Regions from separate parts of the Mus musculus genome. Here regions 1, 2, 3, 4 and 6 are each linked to region 5. A link is a loop called in an ENCODE intact Hi-C map of the cell type or tissue named here. Cell type or tissue: heart. All regions are shown on one strand. Region 1 holds the start of Zfp688 (zinc finger protein 688). Region 2 holds the start of Dctpp1 (dCTP pyrophosphatase 1). Region 3 holds the start of E430018J23Rik (RIKEN cDNA E430018J23 gene). Region 4 holds the start of Zfp764 (zinc finger protein 764). Region 5 holds the start of Prr14 (proline rich 14). Region 6 holds the start of Aldoa (aldolase A, fructose-bisphosphate).

Evidence for each region. Peaks named below come from ENCODE experiments on the same cell type or tissue, not always from the same donor. Only the 100,000 strongest peaks of a DNase experiment are listed, where the experiment ranks them.
Region 1: it touches region 5 in a loop (2.0-fold over the local background); 4 of 42 quality-filtered maps call a loop at or near these places.
Region 2: it touches region 5 in a loop (2.6-fold over the local background); 4 of 42 quality-filtered maps call a loop at or near these places.
Region 3: it touches region 5 in a loop (1.9-fold over the local background); 4 of 42 quality-filtered maps call a loop at or near these places.
Region 4: it touches region 5 in a loop (1.8-fold over the local background); 5 of 42 quality-filtered maps call a loop at or near these places.
Region 6: it touches region 5 in a loop (2.7-fold over the local background); 2 of 42 quality-filtered maps call a loop at or near these places.

Annotation. Positions count from the first base shown.
Region 1 is chr7:127,419,756-127,424,755 of GRCm38, forward strand. Zfp688 (zinc finger protein 688) reads right to left here and starts at 2,279. Exons shown (of 3, transcript NM_026999.4): 1 at 2,054-2,279; 2 at 1,650-1,763. The coding sequence starts at 2,249. In heart, CTCF peaks have their summits at 2,208 and 2,408; DNase peaks (open chromatin) are centred at 2,286 and 2,756; H3K4me3 peaks cover 1,761 bases; H3K27ac peaks cover 1,131 bases; H3K27me3 peaks cover 1,499 bases.
Region 2 is chr7:127,258,876-127,263,875 of GRCm38, forward strand. It overlaps Dctpp1 (dCTP pyrophosphatase 1), which reads right to left and starts at 1,792. Exons shown (of 3, transcript NM_023203.1): 1 at 1,648-1,792; 2 at 483-593. The coding sequence starts at 1,748. In heart, a CTCF peak has its summit at 2,061 (motif pointing right); a DNase peak (open chromatin) is centred at 1,936; H3K4me3 peaks cover 2,573 bases; H3K27ac peaks cover 1,298 bases.
Region 3 is chr7:127,391,205-127,396,204 of GRCm38, forward strand. It overlaps E430018J23Rik (RIKEN cDNA E430018J23 gene), which reads right to left and starts at 2,417. Exons shown (of 3, transcript NM_198011.2): 1 at 2,049-2,417; 2 at 1,797-1,910; 3 at 1-1,311. The coding sequence starts at 2,232. The coding sequence ends at 224. It also overlaps a transcript of Zfp764 not described here. In heart, no CTCF peak of the experiment used is centred here; a DNase peak (open chromatin) is centred at 2,537; H3K4me3 peaks cover 2,173 bases; H3K27ac peaks cover 1,813 bases.
Region 4 is chr7:127,404,341-127,409,340 of GRCm38, forward strand. It overlaps Zfp764 (zinc finger protein 764), which reads right to left and starts at 2,482. Exons shown (of 3, transcript NM_146203.4): 1 at 2,081-2,482; 2 at 1,826-1,939; 3 at 1-1,319. The coding sequence starts at 2,264. The coding sequence ends at 322. In heart, CTCF peaks have their summits at 2,482 and 3,575; DNase peaks (open chromatin) are centred at 2,101, 2,171 and 2,531; H3K4me3 peaks cover 1,200 bases; H3K27ac peaks cover 906 bases.
Region 5 is chr7:127,469,779-127,474,778 of GRCm38, forward strand. Prr14 (proline rich 14) reads left to right here and starts at 1,836. Exons shown (of 11, transcript NM_145589.2): 1 at 1,836-2,199; 2 at 2,320-2,488; 3 at 3,817-3,938; 4 at 4,019-4,208; 5 at 4,601-4,644; 6 at 4,736-4,941. The coding sequence starts at 2,177. In heart, CTCF peaks have their summits at 1,983 (motif pointing right) and 4,179; DNase peaks (open chromatin) are centred at 633, 1,243, 1,613, 4,103 and 1 weaker place; H3K4me3 peaks cover 2,935 bases; H3K27ac peaks cover 2,786 bases.
Region 6 is chr7:126,796,842-126,801,841 of GRCm38, forward strand. Aldoa (aldolase A, fructose-bisphosphate) reads right to left here and starts at 2,413. Exons shown (of 9, transcript NM_007438.4): 1 at 2,204-2,413; 2 at 803-935; 3 at 496-707; 4 at 13-67. The coding sequence starts at 914. In heart, CTCF peaks have their summits at 2,446, 2,705 and 3,615; DNase peaks (open chromatin) are centred at 830, 2,460, 3,280, 4,050 and 1 weaker place; H3K4me3 peaks cover 4,052 bases; H3K27ac peaks cover 4,070 bases.

The sequences.
Region 1 (5,000 bases), 50 kb before region 5:
CTAAAGCCAGCCTGGTCTACAGAGCAAATTCCAAAACAGCCAAGAATACGTAGAGAAATCTATCTCAAAAAAACAAAAACCAAACCAAACCAAACCAAATTAAAAAGCCCCATTTGTCCCGCCAGGGAAGTAGCTGTAATCCCTGCATTTGGAAAAGGTGAGGCTGGAAGATAGCCATAAGTTTGAGGCCAGCATGGCCTACATAGTGAGATCCTGTCTCAAAAACAGGATAGTAGGGTGTGATCGTTGCTCACCTTTAACCCTAGCACTTCAGAGGAAAGGCAGGTAGGTTTCTGTGGGTTTGGAGACAACCCGGTCTAAATGCTGAGTTCCAGGCCAGCCAGAGCTACCTGTCTTAAAAATGAAAACAATCAACACAACAAAAATAAAACAAACCCGGGGCTGGGATGGCTCAGTGGTTAGGAGCACTTGCTGTCCTTCCACAGGGCCTGAGTTTACTTCCCCAAACCCACATGGGGCAGCTTACAACCACTGTAACTTCAGCATCAGGGACGCTCATGACTCCGGTCTCCCTGGGCAGCTGCACTTATGGAGACCCATACACTGACACAGAATGAAAAATAATAAAGATAAATCTTAGGAAAAAAGTTTCAGTAAAACCTAACACGTCTGCACTGACCACTCTAGCTGTTACCCAGGCAGCACCAAAGCATAGCCCGGTGGCTAACACGGAGTTGTTGAAAGTCAGTTAAAATCCCCTTCCTCCTGTGTCAAATGGGAAAAAGTAACGGTCCCCTGACTTCCAGGATTGTTGGATTAAATACATACATGCTTATTGGTCACTTAGTAAATGCTCAATAAACAGTATTTACTGGTGTATTTTGTAGTTGGTTTTGGTGCAGCGGTTCTTTGATAGATGAGGCACCATATTTGCTTCAGGGTTCTTCCACTCAGGGTAGAGATGGGAGACGAGCCAAGCTGTCATTATCCAGGCAGACACTTTTCTTGTGTACCACTTTGCCTTGTTCAAGAACTATGATAGGCAGACAAGTTCTATTTTTAGGGGCATTTTAGGGATTTTTGGAGGGTAGGGGTGGTGAGCTGAGACAAGGTCTCACAGTATGTTGTCTCAATTGGCCTCAAATCCCCCTGCCTCTGTCCCCCCGGGGTACTGAGATTAAAGGTGTGTGCCACAATGACCAGCCTTAGTTAGTTTTAAAAAGGGGAAATGAGTGTTATTTTAACAAACATCTGGAAACATAAACATTCTTTGAGTTCTAGATTCTCCTACTCTGTTTTTTTTTTTAAGATGTATTTATTTGTTTTTATATACATTGGTGTTTTGCCTACATTTGGTTCTGTGTGAGGGTGTCAGGTCCCCTGGAACTGGAGTTACAGACAGCTGTAAGCTGCCGTGTGGGTGCTGGGAATTGAACGCTGGTACTTAGGAAGAACAGTAGGTGCTCTTGACTCATGGGCCATCTCTCCAGCCCCCCTACTGTTTTTAATAGGACAGCTCTCCTGAATTTCCAAAACTCTGGAGTAGATAGGCTTTCTTTTCTTTAGTATCTGAACATGTAGGCTCTAATCTGTAGGGATGCTGGAATGGGGAATCTGAAAGAAAGGTTTACTAGAGAAGAAACCCCCGGACAAACAAGGTTTCAGGAGGACTTGGGACAATCCCTCACCTCTCGGAGCTCCTCCCAGGCTTTCCCCCTCCTCAGGATCCTGGGCGGCGGGGCTCCAAGCCTCACTCCCCTGTTCCATCCAAGAGATGAGGGCTGGTTTGGGGCCCGGGAACCCTGAGAGAGAACAGGGGTCACAGTGCTGGCCTGAGAGGCTGGCCGGGGCAGATAGCATCCCACTAGGGTGAGGGCACCTCCTCGGAACTTATGCACACATTAACCTGGACAGGGTTTGCGATGCTCTTGCCTGAATGGAGACTCCCGAGGAAGCCCTGAGAATGGAAGGTGACTGATGCTGCTGGTGGAAAAGTGCGGGATGAGGGCTCATAATCCACTTGATCGGTCTACTGCAACTCCCCGGTGAACCCCCAGGAGGATGGGGGCGGGGCTCTGACTCGGGGCCTCACCGAGCGCGCCCAGGAGGCCGTAGGTCTCGCGCATCACCTCCCGATACAGGGTTCTCTGCGCGGGCCGCAGACACCCCCACTCCTGCGGGGAGAAGTACACGGCCACGTCCGCGAAGCTCACAAGCTCAGGCTTCCTGAAACCGGGCCAGATCTCCCCAGGCATCGGAACCAGCAGTGAGGCCGGGGGTGGCGCCATCGGGGATCCTGCCCAGGCAGCGGCTTGGCTGCCCTAGCCTTCCGCTTCCGGCCTCCGCAACCGCGGGAAACCACGCCCTTGGCACGCCCCTTGGTCACAGTTGCTAGCAACGCGTGCGGAACGAACGCGGCAGCCTTACTGGCCGCAAGGGAATGCAGAGCAATAGTGTTTACTCCACAGCTGCTCACACAAAGACACGAAGGTGTGAAGGGAACCGAAAGATGTCTTCAGAAAACATGGAGACCGCCTAGCTTCAGTTGTCATTGACGGCACTGAGGTGCCCTTTCTGCAGCTTAACAAACTTCGGACTTCCACTGCCCGCGGCGCCCCATTTGCCCTTAAATACAATGACCGCTTCAGGAATGTTGGTGTTCGTTTCTATGTGTAGGAAAGAGAGACCTTCAAAAAATACCCGCTACCTGCTGCCTCATGGACCTCTGTGCGCAATTACAACGGCTGATGATTGGCTGTAACGGCAAGGAGCAGCAGTGTTGCAATTGGCTTCGGAATGGCGGGACATCTGAAACTGTTCTGAGGACCTGGGCATCCCTGGTGCCTGAGATAGTGTCTCCCCAGTCTCCCAGTGTGCGTCCTGCTGATGTAACTGGAATCTGATGGTTAGCCTCTAGAACCTGGCAAAGCCTGAGTATTGCATTTCAGAAACTCAGTTCGTGTCTTCAGAGAAGTTGACAGAATACTTGAACCGGTGGTTCTGCTCGCTTAGTCTGTATATTTAAGTTACAGGCTAAGGGGTGTGCTTAGTGTGTTTCTGCTCGGATGAAAGCATATTCTGGGACGTGGAAGCCCAGGAACCACACAGCCCAGAGGTGGGACAGTCTCCTAAGGGAAGGGTATTCTGAGACATGGGGGCTCAGGAACCACAAGCTGGAGGGTCCAATGTGTGGAGGGATGAATCCAGAGAAAGCTGCCCTCTGCTCCTTGGAGCAGACAATAGGGAAGTGAACAGAGGGCAGACCTTATATAGGACTTCTTAGGGGGTAGAGCTTTTCAGGGCAGAGAGTAAAGATTGGTGGGATTTCAAATCCTGATCTTGGGGAGCTCAGGGCTTGGTGTTTTTTTTTGTTTTGTTTTGTTTTGTTTTGTTTTTCCCTGTTCAAGTGTTGGTGGGTTTTCATGCTCAGAGAGAAGTGGGGTTTTGTTGTTGTTGTTGTTGTTGTTGTTTTTCCTACTCAGGGATTGGTGGCTTTTTTCCACCACCCCCTTTTCCTGCATTGGGCCCATGGCTACAGATGGCTTTGATTGAGGTAGCATCTCTGTGGAGCTGTGTGGGGAGGCTAGAGAGGGGGTGGACAGCTCCTGCAGTGGTGTTCAATTCACCAAGGCTGTAGGCTGAGGCAGGAAAGGTGTCACCCACCGCTCCTGTGGGACAACTCCTGCTGAGATGGGAAAAGAGATGTGCCACCGTGGACAGCTTCCATGAAGGCTGCAGGCTGAGAAGGTAGAGAGGTGTGGCCTTTCTGACATGAGCCACCATTTTGACAGCTCCTGTCGGATCATTTTACAGCAGCCGTAGGGTGGAGGGAGAAGGAGGGGTCAGCCACAGCTTTGACGGATTTTGAGGTTGGAACTGGAATGAGAGAAAGTTTTAAATTGCATTGTAATTTTTTGCCAAGTTTATTAATATGTAGGTGGAGCCAGCAGTGGAGGGCTTGTGTAAGCCCAGCACTCAGAAGACCCAGGTGGGAAGAGTTGTAGGCCAGTCTGGGTTACAGAATGAGGCTGGGTCAGAAAGAAAATATATTAATTTAACCCCATTTTTTAGAAAAAAATAAATAAATTGAGTTTTAGCATATATGTAGCATATCTATATCTATCTATAGATATAGATGGGTTTTTTCTTTGTTCTCTTTATTCATTGCTTTGTGTGAGTTCTTTATGGGTTCTTCTGTCTCCTTACAATATCTTCTCTATGTGACTTCACACAGCTTCTCCTGGCTCATCTGTCACCAACTGTCTTCTCACTCTGCTAGCCCAATTTACCTTCACTCCACTCAATCTCTTCTCTACCCCTACTCTGAAGAGAGAATCTCTTATAAGCATCACCTGTCGATAAAAAAGCCAATGGCCAATGAGCTGAGGAAGGGAATAGGAGGTGGGACACTAGCAGGAAGAGAGAGGATTCTGGGTACTAGCAAGAGCTGTGAGAGATTTGCCTAGGAACGCTGAGGAGACAGCCATAAACCAGCCATGTGGCTGAACTCAGGTTAGAATAAAGAGGACATTTACCCTGGACTTGGTGCATGAAGCTGAGAAGAGGTAACTAAGCATATGGAAGACACAGAATAGTTTGAATGGGTTAATTAATATGAGCCAAAGCTATGGCCAAGGCATTTATTAATAAATTATTAGTCTCAGAGTTGTCATTCCAGAAGCAAGGGCTTGGAAGAAAAAGGATTTCTTTTTTATTCAAACTTCTTCCTTCCTGCACCAACTGTCTTCACTAACTCTACTCTCTGACCCAATCCAATCTGTAGCTGCTTGTATTCTAATGCTAATTGGATACCCAAAACAGTTTGCACCAGAGGGTCTGCACTTAGCTTGTGGGAACCTGCCCCCAGTTAATTCTGATTGGTAAATAAAGATGCCAATAGCCAATAGCTGGGGGGAAGGCTGTGTGTCTTTCATTCAGGAACATAAACCATTGAGGCAGGTAGGAACCTGGCATTGGCATTTATTTAAAAACTTAACACTTCACAATCCTACTTTTCTGGACCCTGCTCTCACCTTCTT
Region 2 (5,000 bases), 210 kb before region 5:
AAGTTCTCTGTCTGGCAGGCCACCCTTTTAAATTCCTTATTTCAGCCTTACACAGAGGTAAAATGCCGGTGACAACTGTTCACCACCCCCGTCCCCATATACCTTCTTTTTTCCTTTGAGACAGGGTCTCTCTGTGTACCCCTGGCTGTCATAAAACTCATGCTGTAAAGCAGGCTGGCCTCAAAGTTACATATTCACCTGCCTGCCTTCTGAATACTGGATTAAAAACGTGCACCACCACAGCCCTGCTGACAACTGTTCTTCTTAGACCTAGGTCTGCCTCACTGTTTCTACATTTCACTCTCCCTGGAAACTGTCCCCAGCACCCACCAGGGCTGGGACTCGTCTGTCATCTCTGTATCCCTAGCAGCAGCACAGAATACAGCAGTAAGGAAAATAAAACCAACCACAGTTTTTGAGGCTAAAATACATTGTTTCCCCAACCCCAAACAGCCTCTTCCAGGAAGACTCCATCTACTCACAAGAGTTCTGCCAGCTCGCCCACTTCTCCCACCAAGGCTAGCAGCAGGTTCCGAGGCTGGTGGAACTGCTCCCAGTCCCGCTCAGCTGCAAACTCTGCATGGAGGCGTCGGCTGGAATAAAGTAAAGGGGTGGAGGTTCAAGTCTCAGGGTTAGAGGACAAGACGCAGGTGCCTGGCATACATCTAGAAAGGGCATGGGACTCTGAATCCTACAGTCAAACATCTTGGATGTCCTTATGTTACTAACTTTTAACAAGACTTTTTAAAAAAGATTTATTTACCTATTTTATGTTTGTGAGTACACTGACACTCTTCTCAGACACGCCAGAAGAGGGCATCAGATCCCATTACAGATGGTTGTGAGCCACCATGTATGTGGTTGCTGGGAACTGAACTCATGAACTCAGGACCTCTGGAAGAGCAGTCAGTGCTCTTTAACCACTGAGCCATCTCTCCAGCCCTAACAAGCCTTTCATTGGGGTTGGGGGTGGTGTTCAAGACAGGGTTTCTCTGTGTAGCCCTGGCTGTTCTGGAACTCACTCTGTAGACCAGGCTGGCCTCAAACTCAGAAATCCACCTGCCTCTGCCTCCCAAATGCTGGGACTAAAGGTGTTCGCCACCACTGCCCGGCTAAGACTTTCTTATCATCTGGAAATGAACGTGCCCCTGTACAGATTTTAACCTCAAGCCAAATTAAGCAACACCCTTTATTATTCCATTTTCCTACTGCTACTTCTTCCGGTACTCCACCTTAACGCCCCTATCTCCACACATCTAGGTCTAACTAACTCACAGGATGCAGTTTTGAGACACTGCCCACTGGGGCCTTCCTTGACATTCTGCAAGAAAAAAGAATTCTACACTTCAGCTTCCCCTGTCCAACTACCCATCTCTCCTGGGGTGCAGAGGTTCTAACAGACCTCTGTTATCTCTCCAAGGTTGTATTAAAGGTTGGTACTTAACATGCCCGGGGGCGTCACCCAATTTCCCCGGCCTCAGGTGTGCACTGTGCACATAATGTTTATTTAGCTAGGTTCTCCAGAGGTCAGCCAGGAGGACCCGGATGGCCTCGGACGTGTTGTTCTTCTGGACCACGTGGAGGGACCCTCCTCATTACCACAAAAAGGTTAGTTTCTCCATCCGAGGACGGACAAGGACTGCTTACATGTCCTCAAGCGTGGGCTCCGGACTGAATCTGAACGGGCGGGCAGCAGCAGAGTCTTCTTGTCCCACAGTACCGCGCTCACCGTCACCAGCCGTGGACATTCCGCCCACTAGTCCAACCCGCGCGGGAGCGGACCCCGCGCCGCGCTCGGAGCCGCCTCCAGAGTTCTGACCAATCACGGCTTCTCAGTGCGTTCCCGGGGCGGAGCCGGAGGAGGACCCAGTCATATACGTGAATTTTAGCTACGGCCCGCCCCTTCTCCGGCCTGAACCAATCTGAAGGGAGTTTCAAGTGTATTTTCTCCTTCTGTGCCCTCGAGTTCTTCCGCCCAGGCGAAACTTCTTAAAGGGACAGGTACAAATTCAATCTGGGAAAGACAGTAGAACAGAAAGCCTAATGCGACGTGACTTGCTTAATGGGCGCCAGATGGCGCCAAAGTGAAATGGCAGGCGCGGAGGAGGCGGGTCCACTGAGAGCAAAAACCCTACAAGTGAAGGACCCAGCATGTGCGTGGTCATTTCACGTGGACGGCCTTCACACAATTTGAAAGAGATTGATGAGAAAAACTGCATACTTCCAGAGAGGGGGAGGACCCAGTCTTTGTAACCCATTTCAGCGTCCTACACCAGTGGATTCCAATGATTGCAAGCAATCCTACAGGGAGAGGAAGGCATACCTCCTCTTCGCGTTTACGTGACACTGACATTTGTAGCAGGTAGATAGGGTATGACCTCTTTCCCATGGGTCACTATCACAGCCTTACACAATGCACAAGAGGACACCAAGCTCGTTTACACTGGCTAGGTTTTGAAGCCTGTTTTCTTTTAAAAGACTTGTTTTTATTCTCTCTCTCTCTCTCTCTCTCAATCTCTCTCTCTCCCTCTCTCTCTCTCTCTCCATATTTACATGTATGTCTTTGGACCCCTTGTGTGCCCGTGCCCAGGACAGCCAGAAGAAGATGTCGGATCCAGGATTAGAACTGTGGTTCTCTGCAAGAGCAACAAGTGGTCTTATCCTTAGAGCCATCTTTCCAGACCCGTAAGATTTTTTTTTCTCCTTAAGAACCTTAAGAATTACAAAGAAAATTATGTATATGCGTGTGTCCAGGTATGTGCATTGGGTGTGTGCACATGAGTTGTTAGCAAAGGTCAGAGATGTAGAATCCCCTGGAACTAGAGTTATCAGTGGTTATGAAGTACCAAACCCTGATCCCTCTATAAGAGGAGCAAAGTTGTTTGTGATAGGCTTTCACTGTATAGTCTTGGCTATCCTGGAACTCACTCTGTAGACCAGGCTGGCCTCAAACTCACAGAGCTCCACCTGCCTCTGTCTCCTGAGTGCTAGGATTAACGTGTGTGCCACCATCACCAGGCAGGTAACAAAGGTTTTCAACTGCTCAGCTATCAGCACTGCACACCCTTTCTCAATTTTTTGTTTGTTTGTTTGTTTCGAGACAGGGTTTCTCTGTGTAGCCCTGGCTGTCCTGGAACTCACTCTGTAGACCAGGCTGGCCTCAAACTCAGAAATCCACCTGCCTCTGCCTCACAAGTGCTGGGATTAAAGGCATGAGCCACCTCCGTCCAGCTTCCCTTTTTCATTTTTAAAGGTTCCAGGATGGAACCCAGAGACTTGAGCATGATAGGCAAGTTCTGTACCCAGCCCATGGAGCTATCCAATCTCTTCAGAATTTTCAATCTGAAAAATCACAGAGTCAGTCATTGACCATGACAGGAATGGAGTTACCCAAGAAGAGGGGTTGTTTTGTTGGTTCGGTTGGTTTGAGTTTTTGAGGCAGTCTATCACCTTATAACCCTGGAACTCATTACGTAGCTTAGGGTACTGTCAAACTCATGCCAATCCCCCTGCATCGCCTTCTAAGCACTGAAATTATAGACATGAGGCATGGACGGGTGCCAGCTGTTTGTGTGTAACCCAGCTGTACAGCTGTTTGTTTTTGTACCTCAGTCATAGTCACTCTGTCTGTTCTCCGCTTTAGAAAGGGCTTGCATTCTTGTAGAAATGAAAGAAAAAAAGAAAGTGGAAGAAAGAGTCAGATTCTAGACACTAAGATCAGAGAGGAGGCTGGGTGTAGCTTAGTGGTAGAGGTTTGCATGCAAGGGAGCATTGGCTCAAACTCTAGCACCAAATTCATAAATAAAACCCAATGGTGTAGTGATTTCCTGCTAAGTACAGATAGATTCCTCTGGCAAGCTAGTGCATTTATCTAAAGAGACAGACATGAAGGCCATCACAGTTTTCTTTGTGATATCGGCAGAAGCGAGGGCAGTTCAGAGGCGCCGGTGTGTTACAGGCTGCTTACACAATGGACATTGTCAGCAGTTCACACGGAGTACAAGCAGCAGACACAATTCTGAACTGGTTTAAACAAGGCAAGGGGATCTGAAGCAAGTGTGGTGCATGCTTGTAACCCTTATCATCTGGGAGGCTGAGACAGGAGGATCAGAAGTTCAAGGTGAGTTTCAGCTGTACTGAGAAAACTTAAGGCCAGCCTGGGCTACTTGAGACCCTGTCTCAGCAACACAAACCAAAAAAGGAGACCACTTTACTAAGTAAATGCAATTTGTTTCAGGGGCACAGGAATGACTGCTGGGTAAGATGAGCCTGGGGAATGGACTGGGTTGTGGCAGCCAGACTCAGCACCTCACATATCTAACCGTGGCAACCTTTAGGAGTAGGTAATGTTATGGTCATGCCCACTTTACAGAGAAGGAAACTGAGAAAGTAAGGCACTTAAACAACTGTTAAGTTAGTAGTGCCAGACTTCAGACAGTTTGGTTTTGAAGGCTGTGTTATACCTGCGCAGTGAGGAAGCATGGCAGTGGAGGGCCTGCTTAGGCCTTGGACTTGATCCTCCACACTGCCTCCCAACCAAAACTAAAAACACTGTGAAAAGATTGGGCTGGGCATGGCGGGCCCCGCCTTTAGTCCCAGCACTTAAGAGGTAGAGGCAGGTGAGTATTCTTTAATTTGAGGCTAACCTGGTCTAAATAGTGAGTTCAGACTAGTTATGTAATAACTTGTCTAAAAAGGAAAGGTTGGGGCCAGAGAGATGGCTCAGCAGTTAAGAGAACTGACTGTTCTTCCAGGGGTCCTGCGCTCAATTCCCAGCACTCACATGGTGACTCACAACCATCAGTAATGGGATCTGATGCCCTCTTCTGGTGTCTGAAGACAGTGTACTCAAATACATAAAAAAAGAAAAAAAAAAAAAAAAAAGGAAAGGTGATTGGTTAGTTGGGTTAGCAGGGTATGAGATTGGTTAGTTGGGTTAGCAGGGTATGATAACCGCAACAGGCCCCCAGACCTTAGCACAGCTGATGCCTTGGTGGAAG
Region 3 (5,000 bases), 79 kb before region 5:
GCTTCTCATGGAGCTCTAGTGGGGTTGCCCAGCCCAGCCCAATAGACGCCAGGACGACGGTACATCCGGAGTGTGTGCAGATGCATCTGGAAACCTCCTAGAAGACTGTACCCGGTGCTCAGACCAGCAGTACCTAGAATGTCTGTGACTTCAGGAAGATGCCATAGGTTCAACCCTCTGGGCCTCAAACAATGTACATATTTCACCCTCTATGTTGGTGCCTTTAAGACCATCCCCCACACTCCTGGAATATCTCTGGATAATGTTGGAAGCCCACAGGTGGATCCGGGTCCTCTTGGCTAGGGTCTAGGGATATAGATAACTGACTGAATTTTTTGTCCTTATGGCCTTTAGCTCCTGGTCTATGGACCCACTGGTGCTTTGTCACAGCTGACTTCGTGGGAAAGCGTCTGCCACACTGAGGGCAGGGGTAGGGTCGTTCACCACTGTGGGTCCGCCTGTGGGCTGCCATGTCAGAGCTCTGTCGAAAGCAGCGTCCACAGTCAGGGCATGAATAAGGCTTTTCACCCGTGTGGGTGCGCATGTGACACTGAAGATATGCGGCCCGGGCAAAGGCTCTGCCGCAGTGAGTGCAAGTGAAGGGGGTCACACCGCTGTGTACCACCCGCTGGTGCTCACGGAGCCCAGAGCTCTGGCTGAAGCAGCGTCCACAATCAGCACAACAGTAAGGCTTCTCCCCAGTGTGGACACGGAGATGGGCAATGAGGCCAGAGCGATGCGTGAAAGCTCGGCCACAGTCAGAGCAACAATGAGGCCGTTCCCCTCTGTGTATGGCCCGGTGAGAGCTCAGGGAAGAAGGCCGGCTGAAAGATTTGTTGCAGTCAGGGCAATGGAACGGCTTTTCGCCTGTGTGAGTGTACATGTGCGCCACCAATGTGGACCGCTGGGTAAAACTCTTCCCACAGTCAGGACACTGATGCGGCCGTTCCCCTCGGTGTATGGCTCGATGCATGCTCAGGGAAGAAGCCCGGCCGAAATACTTGTCGCAGTCTGGGCACTGAAATGGCTTTTCACCTGTGTGAGTGTACAGGTGCTCCACCAGTTTGGACTGGTGGGCAAAACTCTTCCCACACACATGGCACCCATGACGCTGGTCTGCTTTTAGGATAGGGTTGTGCACCGCAACAGTGGGGTGCCCCTGCTGAGAGTTCTTGAAAAGCAGCTCCAAGTTGCAAGAAGGGGAAGCAAAGGAGGGGCGTGGCTCCATAGGCCCAGCTTCTGGAGAAAGTATCTTCTTGGTTGCCTTGGTCTCTTCCCTTGGTCTCTTCCCTTCCTTCTCGTGCCTGCAATCTGCTGGGAGACCATGACAAAGCTCAGACTCTGACTCTACTGCCCCTCGATTCCCACAGCCCCACATGGAAACAGGGCACAGGAGGGGAGAGGCCACAGCATCTGAGCATGCGTGGTGCACAGATGTCCAGATGCAGCATAAAGAAAGGTGTCTGTGTGGTCCCCATTCCCAAGTGCAGTGAGCTAAGCACTTGTCAGAGGTGGACAGCAAGAACTGAAGGAGACTCCAGAACGCAGTCACAGAGATGGCAGCAGAGGAGTGGGAACGAGGGGCTACAACCTATACAGCCTAGTGACCCTGTAGATATGAGGTGAGAGCACTGGACAGAACCCTTTTCAGATGAATCCAGGGGCCAGCCATCATGGCTTTGGCCAAGAAACAGAAAAACAGGGAAGAAACTGCCAGGCAGTAAGTGCAGTCACTAGAAGACACCACACAGGCTGGCAACACAGAAGTTTCCCCAGGCAAGTACCCAGTCCTTCACCTGAGTGGACTTCTGTCCTGCACATGGCCACCTCTGGCTCCTGGGCACCGGGTCCCCACACTTCGGACTCTTCCTCCACCCAGCAGATGAGCGCTGGTTTGTCGCCCCCGACTTCTGGAGGGAAAGATAGCAAACCCCACGAGTCAGGTCGACCCACTTGTTACGACCACCCGTACCCAGGGAACTCCGATCCACCGCATGACCCACAGTGTCAAGGGCTACGCGAACCCAGGCGGCCAGGAAGGTTCTCACCCAGAGAGGCCAGGAGACCATAGGTCTCGCGCATCACCTCTCGGTACAGGGTTCTCTGCGCCGGCCGCAGACACCTCCACTCCTCCGGGGAGAAGTACACGGCCACGTCCGCGAAGCTCACAGTCCCAGGCTTAAGGAATGCAGGCCAAGCGGAGGCCCTTTCCGGGGCCATCCGCGGCGCCATGGGGACTCCCCGCACTGTTCCGTGATCTGCCTGGCGTCCCCTGGATCGCCTGCCAGATCCTAGGTTGCCGCGGTGGGGTACCAGGGCTGAGAAAGGACATATATCAGGTCCGTGAGCACCCTAATGTAGGTGAAAATTGAAGATTCCTAGAAGCAGGTACAGATGCAAGACGTGGTGATGAACTCATAGAAATGGTAGCAGTATTTGTGCATAAACGTGTGGGGGCGGGGCGGGGCGGGGCGGGGCGGGGAGTAACAAGAACCTTGATCCCTGGGGTCCCGCCCAAGGTTACGTCACCGGATTTCCTGGGTCATTGTTTTCTAGCCCTCATCCAAAATGGCCAAAGTGTCTACAAGTGCCAATCTAAGACCAAGACTGAAGTGGACGTGCCTATGTGGGCGGGGACTCCAGGACCGCGAGTATCGTGCAGTTGAGGAATGGTACAGATTCTGTGTGTTCACACCACTCTCAAGTTAAGCTAGGTGGAAGCAGTCTGTGAATTTTGGGTTGGGGTAGAATCTGAGAAAACTCATTTCAGAGATAGAAGTTTAAAAATGAAAGCTTTATTTCTGTGCACGCGTATGTAGTGGCCAATTTGGGAGCTGAACAGCATCCCGGAACAGAGCTTATATAACGTTTTCATAGGATGAAAACACAAAGCAAGGGGGACTTGGGTGCACTGTTGCGTTAGTCAGTCTTTCACACAATGGGTTAAGCAAGGAAGTTAACTTTGGTGACTGGACCTCATCAGCGTCACTTTGTTTCAGGTTCCTTGATTTAGCTTTTGCAGCCAGGTCGCATCCTGGACTGGTCTGGAATTTAGAATGATAAGGGAACAATGGAGTGGGCAATCTGCACATTTATGACTTGTGTGCCTTAGTTTAGACAGCAAATAACAGCAACATCCCTCTTTACAGCCTTTACTGGATAACAAACATGAAACACCTAAAGTCACAGGATAGTTGTTAGTTCCAGCCTGGGATCCTGAACCCTGTCAGCAAGATGGAGGTCCAGCAATGGCTGGACTCAGGAATTAACAGGTGTTTGGTGTTTTTCTTCTGGTCAGTGTATTGTGGAGCCCCAGAAAGCCTGTGGCAGGAAGAATATTAATAAGCTAGAAAGTATAGCAGTCTCAGAGGTTGTTTCCACCAGCTTGGTCTACACATCTCAAAGTAGTTGAGAAATACTGTCCTTGACACATGTCTGAGATCATAGAGCTGGTCTTTGATCAGCCAGGACACTCGGAACATTCACGACCTAATCTTCTAAAACTCTACATCTGCCCATCTGGATTTTTTTTCCCCTTCACTTCCAGGAAGGAATTAAAGTTTCTGGGAAGATTGTGAGATTCCCATGAAATATCCAAGAGAGGAATGAGGCCCTACTCACGGTCATATACATCCAGGTTTTCAGTCTGGTTCATTGCTATTTTAATATAAAATACCTACCTATGAAAGGAATCTTGGCTGGGCAGTGGTGGCACACGCCTTTAATCCCAGCACTTGGGAGGCAGAGGCAGGCGGATTTCAGAGTTTGAGGCCAGCCTGGTCTACAGAATGAGTTCCAGGACAGCTAGGGCTACCTAGAAAGCCTGTCTCGAAAAAACAAACAAAAAAAAAAAAAAAAAAGGAAAAAAGAAAGAAAAAAAAGAAAGGAATCTTATCTGTACTCAGCATCATTCACAGCAAATGTTAATTTGCTAAATTTCTTTCTTTCTCACTGGGGAGGCGCTTCAGCCAGACTTCAGGACAAGGGGCTATCTTCCTTTGTCATGCACCCATAATTTTCCCTGCCTTTCTTCTATGTCTTGGTGCAAATACATTGGGTCAAGATCAGGTTTCTGCTCACTGTACTAAACTTAAAGATGGAGCAGGTATGACTTCCCATGGCCCAGAGTGATTTCAGATCTCCCAGCAGATTGTGCCAAGGTCCGAGTGACACAGGGAGCTTCGGCTCTGGGAGGCTGCTGACAGTGAGTGCCCAGGATGCATGCGGTGCACAGCTATGGCAGAGCTTTGGTGGGAGTGCTGCTCTGGGCTGTCAGCTGCTGTCTTCAGAATGTGAAACCCATTGTTCCAAGCCCCTCTGCCTTTTAAAGTTTCAGTCGGATGATCAGATGTTATCTGATGGGCCTGACACCAGCATCCTCAGCGGCTGTGTGTCTGTCTGACGAGTGTTCATAACCAGAATACACAAAGAACTCAAAAAACAAACAAAAAAATCCACATATGACCCATTCAGAATAAGGGCATAGCATCTGAATACAGAGTTCTAAAGGGAAGAAATAGGAATGACTAAGAAATATCTCCAGAAATGTTCATCATCCCTAGCAATTACAGAAATGAAAGTCAAGACAATGTCTTTTGAGATTTCATCTGACCCCAGCCAGAATGGGAAAAAAATAAATAAACAGCTTAACTAACAATGAATGCTGCAGAGGACACAAGGAACGGGGCCACACATTCACTGTTGATGGGATGGAAAACTGGTCCAGTCAGCCTGGAAATCAACCAAAAAGCCTAAAAATAAATCTCCCACATGAAGGCAGCTCTAGCACTCCCTGGCATATGCACAGGGGACTGAACATGCTATTCCACAGGTACTTGCTCAGTCAAGTGTCTTTCTCTCTCTCTCTCTCTCTCTCTCTCTCTCTCTCTCTCTCTCTCTCTTTGTGTGTGTGTGTGTGTGTGTGTGTGTGTGTGTGTGTGTGTGTGTGTGTGTTGTGTGTTTGTTTTGTTTTGCTTTTTTCCCAGACATAATTTCTTTGT
Region 4 (5,000 bases), 65 kb before region 5:
CGAGGCTCTCTTCATCCTCAGGCCTATCAATACTTCTGAGCCAGGAAAAGGCCCTCGCTTCTCATGGAGCTCTAGTAGGGTTGCCCAGCCCAGCCCAATAGATGTAAAGACGACAGTACATCCGGAGTGTGTGCAGATGCATCTAGAAATCACCAAAAAGACTGTACCCGGTGCCCAGACCAGCAGTACCTAGAACGTCTGTGACTTCCGGAAGATGACATAGGTTCAACCCTCTGGACCTCAAACAATGTACATATCTCACCCTCTATGTTGACGCCTTTAAGACCATCACCCACACTTTCTGAATATCTCTGGGTAATGCTAGAAGCCCACAGGTGGATCCGGGTCCTCTTGTCTAGGGTCCAGGGATATAGATAACTGACGGGCTTTTTTGTCCTTATGGCCTTTAGCTCCTGGTCTATGGACCCACTGGTGGCTTGTCATAGCTGACTTTGTGCGAAACTGCCTGCCACATTGAGGGCAGGGGTAAGGACGCTCGCCAGTGTGGGTCCTCCTATGGGCTGGAATTTCAGAGCTCTGGCGAAAGCAGCGACCACAATCAGGGCATGAATAAGGCTTTTCACCTGTATGGATGCGCATGTGGCGCCGAAGATATTTGGAATCCGCAAAGGCTCTGCCACAGTGAGTGCAAGTGAAGGGGGTCACACCACTGTGTACCACCCGCTGGTGCTCACGGAACGCAGATCTCTGGCTGAAGCAGCGTCCACAATCAGCACAACAGTAAGGCTTCTCCCCAGTGTGGATACGGAGATGGGCAATGAGGCCAGAGCGACGTGTGAAGGCTCGGCCACAGTCAGGGCAACAATGAGGCCGTTCCCCTCTGTGTATGGCCCGGTGAGAGCTCAGGGAAGAAGACCGGCTGAAGGATTTGTTGCAGTCGGGGCAACAAAATGGTTTTTCACCTGTGTGAGTATACATGTGTGCCACCAATGTGGACCGCTGGGTAAAACTCTTCCCACAGTCAGGACACTGATGCGGCCGTTCCCCTCGGTGTATGGCTCGGTGCATGGTCAGGGAAGAAGCCCGGCCGAAGCATTTGTTGCAGTCTGGGCACTGAAACGGCTTTTCACCTGTGTGAGTGTACAGGTGCTCCACCAATGTGGGCCGCTGGGCAAAACTCTTCCCACACAAATGGCACCCGTGACGCTTGTCTGCCCTTAGGACCGTGGCTTGAATTCCACTAGCGGAGCCAGCAAATGAGAGTTGTGGCTCCTTCTGCCCAGGTTCTGGAGAAAATGTCTTCTGCATTGCTTCAGTCTCTTCTCTTGGTCTCTTCCTTTCCTTCTCGTGCCTGCAATCTGCTGGGAGACCATGAAAAAAGCTCAGACTCTGACTTCTACTGCCCCTTAATTTCCACAGCGCCACATGGGGACAGACTGGACACAGGACGGTAGAGACCACCGCATCTGAGCATGTGCGGTGCACAGATGTCCAGATGCAGCATAAAGAAAGGGGTCTGTGTGGTCCCCAATCCCAAGTGCAGTTGTCTAAGAAGCACTTGTCAGAGGTGGACAGCAAGAACTGAAGGAGACTCCAGAACGCAGTCACAGAGATAGTAGCAGAGAAGAAGTGGGAACGAGGGGCTACAACCTATACAGCCTAATGACCCTGTAGATATGAGGTGAGAGCACTGGACAGAACAATCACAGCCCCTTTTCAGATGAATCCAGGAGCCAGCCATCATGGCTTTGGCCAGGAAACAGCAAAATAAGAAGAAACTGCCAGGCAGTAAGTGCAGTCACTAGAAGACACCACACAGGCTGGCAACACAGAAGTTTCCCCAGGCAAGTACCCAGTCCTTCACCTGAGTGGACTTCTGTCCTGCACATGGCCACCTCTGGATCCTGTGCACAGGGTCCCCACACTTCGGACTCTTCCTCCACCCAGCAGATGAGTGCTGGTTTGGCGCCTCCAAGTCCTGAAGGGAAAAATAGCAAACCCACTAGTCAAGAGGACAACCCACTTGGTTCCGACCGCCCGTGCCCAGGTCTCTCTGCTGCCACGCAGGACCCACGGTGTCACGTGAGGCGCGAACACAGGCGGCCAGGAAGGTTCTCACCGAGAGAGGCCAGGAGACCATAGGTCTCGCGCATCACCTCTCGGTACAGGGCTCTCTGCGCCGGCCGCAGACACCTCCACTCCTCCGGGGAGAAGTACACGGCCACGTCCGCGAAGCTCACAGCCTCGGGTTTACAGGACGCAGGCGGAGCCCAGGCCCTTCCCCGGGCCATCCTCTGCGCCATGGGGACTCCCCGCACAGTCCCTGGGTCAGCCCCGCACGCCTGGGATTGCCTTCTCAGTTCACGGTGTCCGTGGTCGGGTACCAGGGCTGAAAAGGGACAGGAACCAGGTCTGTGGGCACCTTAATGTAGGTGAAAATTGAAAACTGATAGGAGCACAGCGGAGATTTCAGGAAGACCGCGTAAAAATGTGGACTTGGGCGCGGCATCTCAGGAACTATGCTCCCTAGCGGTCCTGCCCAGGGTTGCATTACTTGACTTCCTGCATCAATTTCTTCCAGCCCTCATCAAAAATGGCCACAGAGTCTACAAGTGCCAGTCTGAGAACAAATCCCAGGCAGACAGGCCCACATGAGACTGCCTGCCTGTGAGGACCACATACAGGGAGGGTTTTATGGTCTCAGAAGACCCACAGCCCTCTCAAGGTCAGCTAGGTGGAAGCGGCCTGTGAATAGATGTTTAGTATTTTATTTGTGGTCAGTGTTCATCTCGGAGCTAGAAGCAAGCCTGTGGAGGGAGACCTGTTAATAAGCTATTAAATGAAGCAGGCCTCCAGTTGTGGTGGTTTTATCAGCTTGGTCTTCAAATCTCAAACTAGTTGAGGAATACTGACTGCTCCTGATACAGATCAGAGATCACAGAGCTGATCTTTGATCAGCCAGGACACCTGGGACATTCCAGACCATCCAATCTTCTAAAAGGTTAAATGTACTCCTGCCCATCTGGATTTCTTTGCCTCACTCTTAGCAGGGAGTTAAGATTTCTGGGCCATTTGTGAGAGTCCGGGGAGGAATGAGGTCCAACTCACAGTAAGGATTTAAGTCTGACTCATTGTTATTTTAATATAAGAATACCTACCTATGAAAGGAATATTATCCTATTTGTCATCATTCAGAGCTGTTTGTGCTTTATAAAAAAAAAAAAGAAAAAGAAGCCAGGGATATGTTGGTGGAGGCACAGTGTGGTGTAGGTGAAGGGGGTGCCTCTGAGAGCTCATTTGAGTCCTCCCTTCCCCCCGGAGGTACCAGCTTATGATGGTACAGTATAGAATAGAGTTTATTTAAGGCATGGGGTGGAGAGTTGATGGCTTAATAGAGACAGATGAAGAGAGACAGAGAGAGAGGGAGAGAAGGAAAGGTGAGAAAAAGAGAAGAAAGAGAAAGAGAGAGAAAAGAGAAGTGGAATAGAACACATGGAGGGGGGAGGGGAATGAGGAGAGAAGGGACAGAGCAGAAGAGGGTTAGAGAGCAAGAGAGCAAAAGGTGTACACTGTAGCTGTGTTCAGACACACCAGTAGAGGGGGCATCAGATCCCCATTGCAGATGGTTGTGAGCCACCATGTGGTTGCTGGGAATTGAACTCAGGACCTCTTGAAAAGCAGGCAGTGCTCTTAAGCACTGAGCCATCTCTCCTGCCCTGAAAATAGTTTTAATCCCCAACCAACTGCACCACCAGAGTGGGAGGAGGGGTGACCCAGGGTTATGAGATCGCTATCAGCTCCCCCAGTTTCATACAGCATATACCTTCTAATGTGTGGAACAAGGCTATGGTGAACAGGATGTCGCCCTATAAATGATTGATCTTAGACAGTTTAAAGAGGCCACTGTTTTTATATGGGATGCATATGCCTTGTGTAAATTCTAAATAACTAGGCTACCCAAATATTCCCCGAGCTTGTTAGGGATTGGTGGCAGCTGCACTAGGGTCCACCCACTGTTGCAATGGTTAACATGGTGGAAGGAAGGACATGTGAGTATTGAACAGTGAAACAAAGCACAGAGAATGAATATGGGGAAAGACCAGTTACTAGTTGAAGGCAGTACTTTAAGATACAAAACAGATCAAACGTAATGGTGCTGCCGTAGAACACTGCCGCTTAGCAGCTTGAAGAACTCGGGATAAAGCTGAACCTGAGAAAAGGTCCACCTTGTTTACAAAGCGTATCCAAGGCTCTGCAGAAGCCTTCACTGATTTGAGATTTGATTTTTCTTTCAAAGATGAGTCTCAGCTGTGAGCAAAGCCCTGCCAGACCCTGAATTGAGGCAGGCATCGATAGAGACCTTAAAATTTGAAAATTCAAATACCAAATGTTAAGAAAACAAAACAAAACATTAAAGGTGCGGGCAGCAGCTATGGATGAGTGGATAAGGGGAATAACCAATATTAGTTCTAAGGTGCAGTATGCTAATATCAAAGGTCAAGGTGTAACTAGGGGTCTCCAATATCAAACTGCCCAGTGTGTCAATTGCAGGGAATGCAGTCATTTGCAAAGACACTATGACCAAGCCACTAAAGGTCTCAAATCTCAAAATGCTTGGCACTTTCACTGTGGGAAATATGTTCATTTGCAACAAAAGTGTGAACAAGGCATCTCTAAGGGCAATGGTTCTTCTAAATACGAACCAGAAAGAAGGCCTAGGCTTCTAGGGGGTGTGCAGGCAATGTGTTTGGGTTTGCCATTGGACTGGTGAGTGCAGGTGAAGAGAGATATTCAAGGTAATGACTTAGGGTTGATAAATGGCCTTGGGGCATGGAGCCCACCCCAACACCGGAACAAAATATGGGTTGCTTGTCCATTGTCATCCAAGGAGGAACATACAGACCCAAAACCTCAACTGAGTAGTGCAGTTCTAATTCATGCTACAACAGACAGTGCTGCTATGGAGCTGGCCACTTACTCTATCCCCCATAATTCAGTGTTATAAAATATCTACTGGAGTTTATGGTCCTTTGACCTTG
Region 5 (5,000 bases):
TTTCCAGTCATGGTTTATCAGTTTAACAGCCTTGGTTATTCTGGAACTAAGTCTGTAGACCAGGCTGGCCTCACGCTCACAAAGATCTGAAAAACATACTTTTTTTAAAAGTAATTTTTTTTTTCTTTAAAAAGATCAATCAAGCTAGGCAGTGGTGGTGCATGCCTTTGGTCCCAGCACTTGGGAGGCAGAGGCAGGTGGATTTCTGAGTTTGAGGCCAGCCTGGTCTACAGAGTTAGTTCCAGGACAGCCAGGGCTACACAGAGAAACCCTGTCTCCAAAACCAAACAAAAACAAAAAGATCAATTGAGGAAGACACCTAACAATGGTTTCTGACCTCCACATACCAACACACACACTGAGACACAGAACAGCTAATTCTTGGGGAGTTAGGAGCTTTGGTTAGGTGGTAAAGGCGCATTCATAGTGCAAGATGCCAGTAAATGACCACTTCTTCCCCACCAGTAGTCCAGCTCCTAACAAAAGGTCCTTTGGAGCAGGCTCTCCAGCATTAGGATCGACTGCTTATCTCTTATTCCAAAAGACTACCTGACACCCTGCAGAGGACAGGCTCCTCTTCCAAGAGTTACTTCTGCCAGCCCAGAACAGGAAGGACAATGAACCGGCTCCACCAAGCAACCCCAGGTTGGTTATATTAGTCGCCTTCTGAGTGGCCTGCAGACACTACCTAGGAAGAAAGGAGGGGGGGGGGGGAGGAGAGAGAGAAATGCTAGTGAATGAAGCTCACCGCACCCAGCCTTCTCCCCACTTAGGCTGTTCCTGGTCTCTCCAGAAACTGAATTGGAAGCTAGAGGCCACATCAGGCCTACTCTTTAACTTGGGATCTTCAGGTTTTCCGTCCCGCCGTCCCGACTTCCGGAACTTCAATCCTAAGGAACTTAAACCTAAGAAAATGGGAAATTCCCAAATCCTTAACATTTAATCGATATTCACCGGCGTTAAGAACAAGAAAAATTACGTTAGGTGGAGAAACTTTAGCTTTCCTACACTTGTCCAAATATAACAAGAAACGTGATATAGTAGTTGGTCGCTGACCAGCCTTTGAAAAATGACGCTTTTCGGTCGACTAGTGCTAAAATCAGACTGCCCTCAATTAAAATGGCGGTGCAGGCACAATTGAGCTTCTTTGCCCCTACGTATTATGGCGGGCAGGAGATTTCACGCAGTTTCTCCTAACCCCGGAAGACCGGAACCGGCAATTGGGCGGTGCTTAAGACACACAGAAGAAGGCCTCTGACGGTTGGACAGCGCTGCATAAGGCAGGCTTTAAAGAAGCCGGAGGTGGGAGCTGTTTGAAACCCGGATCCTTGGAAAGCTGCGGTGAGAGGCGTAGGGGAGGGGTGGGAGTGGGGGGGACCGGGCTGGAGAGAGGGCCGGGAGGCGGGGGGAGAAGAAAACGTTTGAGCCAACTGGTCCGGGGCGCCCGAGAACGCGGGGCGGGGATCCAAGTAGGGCGGGGGCTTGGGGTGGGATGTTACCGGTGGGCTGGACCTTCTGGGATTGGAGTGAATGGTCTACCGGTTGGTTTGACAGTTTATAACCCAGAATCCGGACTGAGTTCAGTGATGAGTTTAGGCCTCCCCCAAGGGGAACTTCGTTAAGCTGAAGCTCTCAGTGGGAGGAGGCAAGTTGCGCGGCTTCTGATTGGAAGAACCGCGCAGTAGGATTCTTTCCACAGAGATCCAATTTAGGCGATCTGGTAGGAGGGAGGGCTGTTACTAAGTGGAGTAATTCTTTTGGAGCTCTTGCTTGGTGGGGCGAGGACCACAGAGGAATCTAGCGGAAACGGAAGCCTCTCGGGACCGGGATCCCACCGGATCCCAGAGAACCTCAGGGAGGCATCTAACAGGGACAAAGGTCCCAGGAGGCTCGAGCGGTGGGAGAGCTGTAACCTCCGCAATCCAGTCTCGCGGCAGGTGCCAGGCAGGGCCCGAGTGATCAAGGCGGCTGCAGCGGGAAGACCCGGCTCCGAGAGGCCGGCCGGGGGCGCCCTTTGGAGGAAGGGCCTGTGCCCTACCGGGAGCCGCAGGCGGACTATGAAGGGCGGAGTCCCGGGGGAGGAACTGGCCCTCATTCCCCACTCCCCCGCTCCCCAATTTACCCCAGGCCTCAGCCTGGGATACCCCAGGGACTCCCCGGAACCGCCGCTTCCCCCATGGACTTGCCTGGGAACTCCAGGTGAGAGCGTACCCCGCCCGCCTGACTTGAGCTCGGGAGACGGGGATGCTGACGGCTGCACCCGACTACAACAGAGGCAACAACAGGTTCAGGCAACTGTCTTCTACTTTCACCCTCCAGCCCTTTTACACAGCCAAGCCTGTGCCGTCAGCCTCTATCTCGAGCATCATGGGAAGCCAGGAGCCCGAAAAGACCGAGGCTGCAGCCTTTGGGGACCCCTTCATCCCTAGAAAAGGCCTCTCGGAGGGTCCTTGCCGTGGTGTTGGAAGATGTCATGACTACAAACAGGGTGAGCCCTTTAAGTGAAAGACCACTCCCTCTTCCCTATCCTCCATCCCCGCCCTGGCTTAGTACTAAAGTCAGACCAGTTCCACTAAGCCAGCCTTCAAAGCAGCCTCCATAATGCAAGACCATATGGTTTTGGGTAATTCATGTGCCTGTCCAGTCACCCACTCACCCAACCACATCCTACTAAGTATGAAAAACTCTTCTGACTGCCCTGTTATCGCTATCCTTTGCTACTTGGTGGGTTCTTCCATCCTCCCAACCCCCTAACACTAGTTAAGAAAGAAAAAGAATAGAGAGGAAAGAGATCTCCGAATAAAGGCAAGGGAGGGAATGGGGCGATGGTAGGCTACTTTCTGCTGATTAGGGGTGTCGAGTTCCTTGGGGCAGGTTTGATCTTCGCCATCAGGATATCTACTTTCTTCTTGTGAATAATAACAAACATCCAATCAATAACCAACCCATTCCTTGGGGGCCTTAACATGAAAAGTCCCCAGAATTCCAAAAGTCATACAATTGCAGAACCTGTCTGTAGCTGGCAAAATTATGCCCCTGCTGGAGGCAAATCTTAGTAAGTTGCTATGGACAATCTAAAGCAGTCCCATATCCCACACCTGGGAGTAAAACAAAAACATGATATTTTCGTGCTTTTTAAAAAAGAAACCAAAGCCGGGCAGTGGTGGTGCAAGCCTTTAATCCCAGCACTTGGGAGGCAGAGGCAGGCAGATCTCTGAGTTCGAGGCCAGCCTGGTCTACAGAGTGAGTTCCAGGACAGCCAGAGCTACACAGAGAATCCCTGTCTCAGAAAACAAACAAACAACCCCCCCCCAAAAAAAAAACCCAAAAAAAGAAAGAAAGAAAAAAAAAACCCAAAAATCCAAAATTGTCACTTCTCTGTTCTCTTGTTCGGAAGCATGCTGGTAGTGTCTTTGGCCACAAGGCAGACATGAGAAAAATGGTACTGTCTTTTACCATTTTTCTATTTCTCTAGAACCTGGGTAAGAAGAAGAGATTACATCATTTCACGCCTGTAGTTCCTGACTAATAATATCTCACCCCTAATTTAGACCAAATCACCTCTTTTAGGGATTTTCGTGGAGTCCAGCTGAAAATCTCTTTCACCTCTGTGGCTAAGGACACAGTGAGACACAGAAGACCCTGTCCAGTCACTCTATTTCTCTGGGTTTTGTTTTGTCTTACTGAGACAGCGTCTCACCTTTTAGACCAGGCTGGCCTGGAACTCTGAGCAGTCTTCTGTGTTAGCCTCACAAATGCTGGGATTATAGGCATAAACCCAGTTTTGCTTGCATCTTACAGCCCTTCCTCTTGTAGGTCCCCCTGACACACAAAGAGGACACTCCCAGCCCACTGACTCACAACCATCATCAGGATCCTGTCTGCACACAGTCACCTGCTTTACCATCCCAACAGGTCAAGTGGTCCATGCAAGCCAGGTAAGTGTGAAAGGGAAGGGTTTAAGCTGAGAAGACAGCTGAGCCCACTGACCCCGCCGACCTTCTTGTTCTTTCTCTAGGCCTCCTGACCCACTGCATTTGTGCAGAGAACCCTTGACTCGAGCCCGCCAGTCCTCGCCTGCCTTGAGAATGAGATCAAGGGCAGCATCTGGCCCAGAGGAGAGCCCCTCAAAAAAGACAGACCAGGTCCCACAGCCCACCCTAGTGGTGGTACTGGAAGACATTGCCAGTGGCAGACAACCAGCAGAGGTATAAGAAAGTACAGTGAAGATGTCTGGTTCCAGCTAGGGCAAGCATGGGGCTAGAGGTGGATTTCTGTAAAGGCCAAAACACAAGTTTTTATTTGTTTGCTTGTTTGTTTTAAGACAAGGTCTCAATATGTAGACTTGGTTGGCCTAAAACTTGCTGTGTAGACTAGGCTATCCCAATTTATAGCCTGTATCTATTTTCAAGTATTGGGATAAAGGCATGTGCCACTACCCCAATGACAACAAAATTTTATTTGGTGGACACTACTTAAAGGAAATAAGAAAAAAATCTTTTGTGTACAACCAAGCAGATATCTGTGAATATCATGGGGAACTGGAGAAGCCAAAAATGGCTTCCTGCCTTTTCAAAATACCTCCCCTGTTTATATCCAGGGTTTTGATGAAGATCAGCCCAACCTCATTGTCCCAGCACAAAGGTGAGAGGGTGGGGAAAGGATTATCAAAGCTATCATGCAGATATCCAGAGCTGGGGGCATCAGGATTTACCTGTCTAATCCTTCCTTACAGCACCTTCAGAAGCCTGAAGGGCCCGGGGAAGCACTGCCACAGAAGGGGTCTGGACTTGGAAGCACGCCCAACTCTTACTTTGTCCCTTCACCCGAGAGCTGAGCCTGTGACAAAAGCTGGTCAGCCAATGCCTACACCCAGTGACCTAGAACCCCCATTCCAACTGTCTACTCTACCTGCAGATCCTCCAGAGAGTCCAGTACCAGGTAAGGACTCAAATAGAGGAATGAGACTGAAGAATTTGGAACTGCCACGGTTAAGCTTG
Region 6 (5,000 bases), 670 kb before region 5:
GATCATTCTTACCCTGGGTAGTTGTCTCGCCATTGGTTCCTGCCAGGGGCACCACACCCTTATCTACCTGCCAGGGAGGAGACCAGCAGTCAGCTTTATGGCCCCTGTCTCCTCTACCCAGCCCAAACTTCACCTTTCACTGTAGCCTCTCATGGCTTGCAAATATTTATGAGAAAAGATGTGTATTATTTGAGAGAAATGTTAACTGGACTAGAGGGACCTGGTGCTACTGCACACTGAGAAAACCTTTTCACTTCTTCACCATGAAATCACCTTCTTGTATCACAGGGAAACCATTAAGTTGGCAACAGAGCGCTTGCCTAACATGCACAAGGACCTAAGTTCACCCCAAACACTGACAAAAAATTATGCTGAATACATCCACACCTGAGTCTCTAGGCCTGCTAGCCCAATATTCACCCCCTCCCTACCTATTAATCCCTTTCTCCAGATCCACCTCTAATCTTACCCCCCCCCCAGAGTCTGCCCTCTTACCTTAATGCCCACAACACCACCCTTGGACTTGATAACTTGGGGGAAGGGACGTCCATCATCTGCCTTCTGGTACAGTGTCTCGTGGAAGAGGATCACCCCCCCAATGCAGGGATTCACACGGTCGTCTGCAGTCAGCAGCAGCTGGCGGTAGAAGCGCCTGTTCTCCTCGGTGTTCTCGGTGCCAATGGACTGCAGGCGCTTGGCAATGCTTCCTGAAGGGAGGAGGGTCATGTGGGGAGATAAGGGGATCAGCCTGCTAGCTCCAACCTTGGGTCCCTCCTCCCCCTTTCTTCTGCCTGTACCGCACCGGTGGACTCATCTGCAGCCAGGATGCCCTTGCCCGGAGCCACAATGCGGTGAGCGATGTCAGACAGCTCCTTCTTCTGCTCCGGGGTCAGTGCTGGGTATGGGTGGGGCATGGTGCCGGTGGCAGTGCTTTCCTGGGTGAGGGAGGCAGACAGAGACCAGCGCTTAGTTGGACCATCCCATGGTCTCCCCGGTAACAAAGCTTCCCTGGAGGCCAGGGCACTAGCCCCCACCTCCCCTGCCCCACTCCCTGAGGGTCCTGGGATACTTCCTGTCCCAGAGCTCTCCCCTACTCCCGACTTCCCTATACTAGACCTGCCTCTTCCTGTACCTTTCCTAACTCTGTCTGTTGCTGGGTGTTGCCCAGCTCAGAGTGGGGTTGCTCACTGGCAACTGGGGGAAAGGAAAAAGCCAGAGCCAGGGACAGGCGGGTCATGTTGAAGCTGGACCCATCTGGCCTGCGCGTTGCCATGGGTCACCTTGCCTAGAAACAAAATTGAACCGGGAATATTTTAGAATTTAAGGATCACGAATAGGGCAGAGAGCCTAATACCCTCATCTGAAAGAGCCCAAGAAAGAAATGATCTGTGCTCAAAGCCACATAGCAACCCAAAGGCGAGAGTTAAGAGAGAACCAAGATTTCCCGACTGAGGTGGGGGGGCCCCTTCTAATCCACCCAGGGCCGGCCCAGGCTTCAAGGACACCCCAAGGTCAGGCTTCTCTCTTCGTGATGGTTGCGGGGGAGGAGCTCGAGGAAAAGGATTAATTATTAGGAAAAACACAGGGCCATCAGAAGCACAGAAAAGGGGCTATGGAGCCCAGGTAGAACGAAACCTTTGCCTCCATACTGTTAGAAGGGGAGGGAAAGGATGTACGAGGCACGTGCACTTCTACGCTACAGCGGTTCCAGACTCAGAATCAAGGTCACAGATAAGGAAAGATAGTAAAGTGTTAATGGGCAACAGAGTACTGCAGCTGAGGAGTTTAGCCTTCTCTCCTGGGGCTCCCCCGAAAGGAAACCAATTTCCTCCACCCCATCGCGTAAATCCTGAGACGGTGTAAGAGCCGATCGCCCCCGTCTCCCCATCGCTTCTTGAGATCTCTTGAATAGGAAATGGGACCCTGATGCTTTGCATAGCGGAGAGTTTTTGCAAAAATAAAGAGGGGTCTGTTTTTCCACCTCATCTTGCTTCCTCCCCCGGCATGACTCAGCGCGCTGAGTTGCTGCGTGGCGCAGCGAACCGCCAGGGCGCAGGCCGGAGAACCCGGGCTGGGGGCAAGCGTGGGGGTAGAAAAAGGAGAAGTGAGGGGCCGTGGGGAAGACGGCTCTGCACTGCCCGCCACCGGCCCAAGATCCTAACCCCATAGACCCTTCCCCGAGCACGTGTCAAATGGCGCTCACCTGGCACAGGACGGGGTGGGTCTGCCTGGTACGCCGGTGGGTAGGCGAAAGGACTAAGGAGCGAACGCGGCTAGGGTCACCAGAACCTCGTTCTGCTGCGCGTTCCAAGAGAACGCAGCCTATTCAGCTGGGTTGGGGGGGACGGGAGGCGGGGCCCCGGACATTTAAAGGCGCCGCTCCGCCCTCTGCAGGTTTTTTCCCTTGCAGGGACGGGAACCGTCCAATTGAAGGTGGGCACTGTGCGCAGCACCGCCCCAAGATGCTCCGATAGGAGGCGGCACTGGGGAGGAGACAAGCGGCTAGAACACGATCCCTCCTCCGCCCCGCTAGGACGTGACTCGAGCCACATCCCGCAGGTCACCAGGCCCCCCCCCCCAACACCCCCCCCCCCAACCCCTGCCTGGCGCGCGCGCGAACATCGTGACTCAGCCGGAATGTGGGTTGGCGAAGAGTAGGGAGGGGGTCAGAGTGAGATGGTGGCTGGCCTCTCCTCCAAGACCCCTGGCTTCCGGCTGTGTAGTTGCAGCCTGACGTCACTGCTAAGAACGCAGAGCTTCGGAGCCTCCCTGCCTGCCTGCTTCGTCGCTTGACTAAAATGCAGGGCGCGTTCCATCTCTCCCTGGCCAGAGCACGGCGCAGCTGACATGGTACGCAGGCAAAACCTCCCAGAACTAGTGTGCCGGCCACATCGGAACTGAGTGGCGTATCCAGGCCTGGCGTTGCCTAGCAGATTGGCGGGAGGCACCACCCGCGAGCTAAACACACCCAGTTTGAGGAAATGACCGACAAGGACTGGCCCAAGCCAGACAGGTCTTTCCCGAACCTGATTTCCTTCTCCAAAATAAAAAAATCCGTCTCGGAGCTCTCTTGTCACCCTGTAACTCTCAGAGCACTCAGTTTCCTCAGGTCCCAATCCGCAACCCCCATTCCCATCCTGCAATCCGGATAGCGGCCCACCTGTGGCGCAGTGACAGAAGCCGCAGAGCCCGGTCAGCAGAGAGTGAGCCCGGCAGTCCAGGGCTGGGTTTTAAGGCAGCTCCTACTCCCCACCCCTCCCCTACACACCCCCGCACCAGTGTCCCAGACCTTCTCGGTAACCCCTGCCCTTTCCCCACCACGAATCCCGCGGCCGGGACCTATATTTAGGGAAACCTGAGGCTCCTGACATTCATCCCTGCGTGGGGGGTGAAGAAGAGGCAGCTTTGGTTTGCCTTGAGAGGAGGAGGTGCCACTGCTCACTCACCGGTCTTTAGAGGAACCTCTTCCTTGGAAATACAGTGAAATTAGTCAAGAAATCAGTCTCAGGTCCAGGATCTGTAAGGCAGAACAAGAAGGGAAAACATCTAGATATTGCCTCCCACTGCCTCCTCTGGTTCCCTCCTCCCTTGACTCTGGTGCCTGCTGGTGGTTGTACTTTTTTTTTTTTTCCAAAGGAGAGCAGATGCAGGCAGGATACTCACCTCTTAAAATAACCAGGAGTCTAAAGGCAGGGTGTGGCTGGCCATCCCTTTATCCTGATAGTCCAGGTTGGCAGAAACCTCCCACACTGTTGCCTGGGTGAGCAATGTCCTGCATCCTCACCCTCACATACAATAGTTTATCAGGGAAGGGAGAGGAAGAAAGGCAGGGGCACTGGCCAGAGCATCAGGCCCTTTTCAGCGGTCCAAGGGCTCTCAGAATCCTGCCTTTCAGAGAACTCAAGGTTCCCAGGTAATTAGGCTGGGCCTGCCATCCATAGCTCCAGTGCAGTAGCTCCAGTAATGATGTCCTGAGGATCATAGAGGGGGCCCTGGGGACTGGCCACTCCCCAAAGAACAACGTCCCCAGCCCCATCTTTCATCTGAGCTTGATCTCGAAACAGAGGCAGTTGAGGCTCTGGCAGTCTGGGAGCTGGCAGGCACAGGCACAGTCACACAGTGGGCAGCAGCCAGGGCATCGAGGGGCCCAACCCTAAAGGAGAAGAGAGAGGTGGGTAAGCAGAGGGGCTGAGGAGCACCCACCCACCAGCCCAGTGGGACGGAGAGACAAAGCACTGGAAAGGAAGCACCCTCCATGCTGAACAGCAGCAGTGATAAAGTATCTGTCCCACTGGGTCCTGTGTGTGTGCGCGCGCGCGTGCGCGCGCGCGCGCGTGTGTGTATGCGCACATAGTAGGTATACTATACTCTCAAAGCCCTATGCAACCTAGAGGAAGTCAGGACCAGAAACATGTTTCAATCCTCATGAAGATAATTTCTGGGCTTTGGACTTTCTTGCTGGCATGAAACCAAACTATAATATCTCCTCCTAACGTTCCTCGTGAGACAGGCTCTCCCTCTACAGCTCAGACTAGTCAAGAGCCATGAAACCCAAGCTGGCCTCAAAAAAAATGACAATCCTTACTTCAACCTACTAAGTACTGGGGTTCCTCTTGTCCTGTTTTGAGACAGGGTTTCACTGTATGGCCTGGCTATCATGGAATTTACTCACTTCCTAGTGCTGACGCTGGCAGAGATAGATCTCTGTGAGTTTGGACCAGCCTGATCTACTATTTGAGTTCTAGGATAGCCAGGGCTACGCAGAGCAGTGGTTCCCAACCTTCCTAATGCTACCTTTTAATACAGTTCCCCATGTTGTGGTGACTCCCAACCAAAAAAGAATTTTTGTTGCTACTTTACACCTGTAATTTTGCTGTTATGAATCATAAATATCTGGGTTTTTATAACCTTAGGTCAGCCCTGTATAAGTTAATACCCACCTCCACCCCCACAAAGGGCCATAACCCACAGGTTGAGAACCACTGACAGAAAGGGACCCT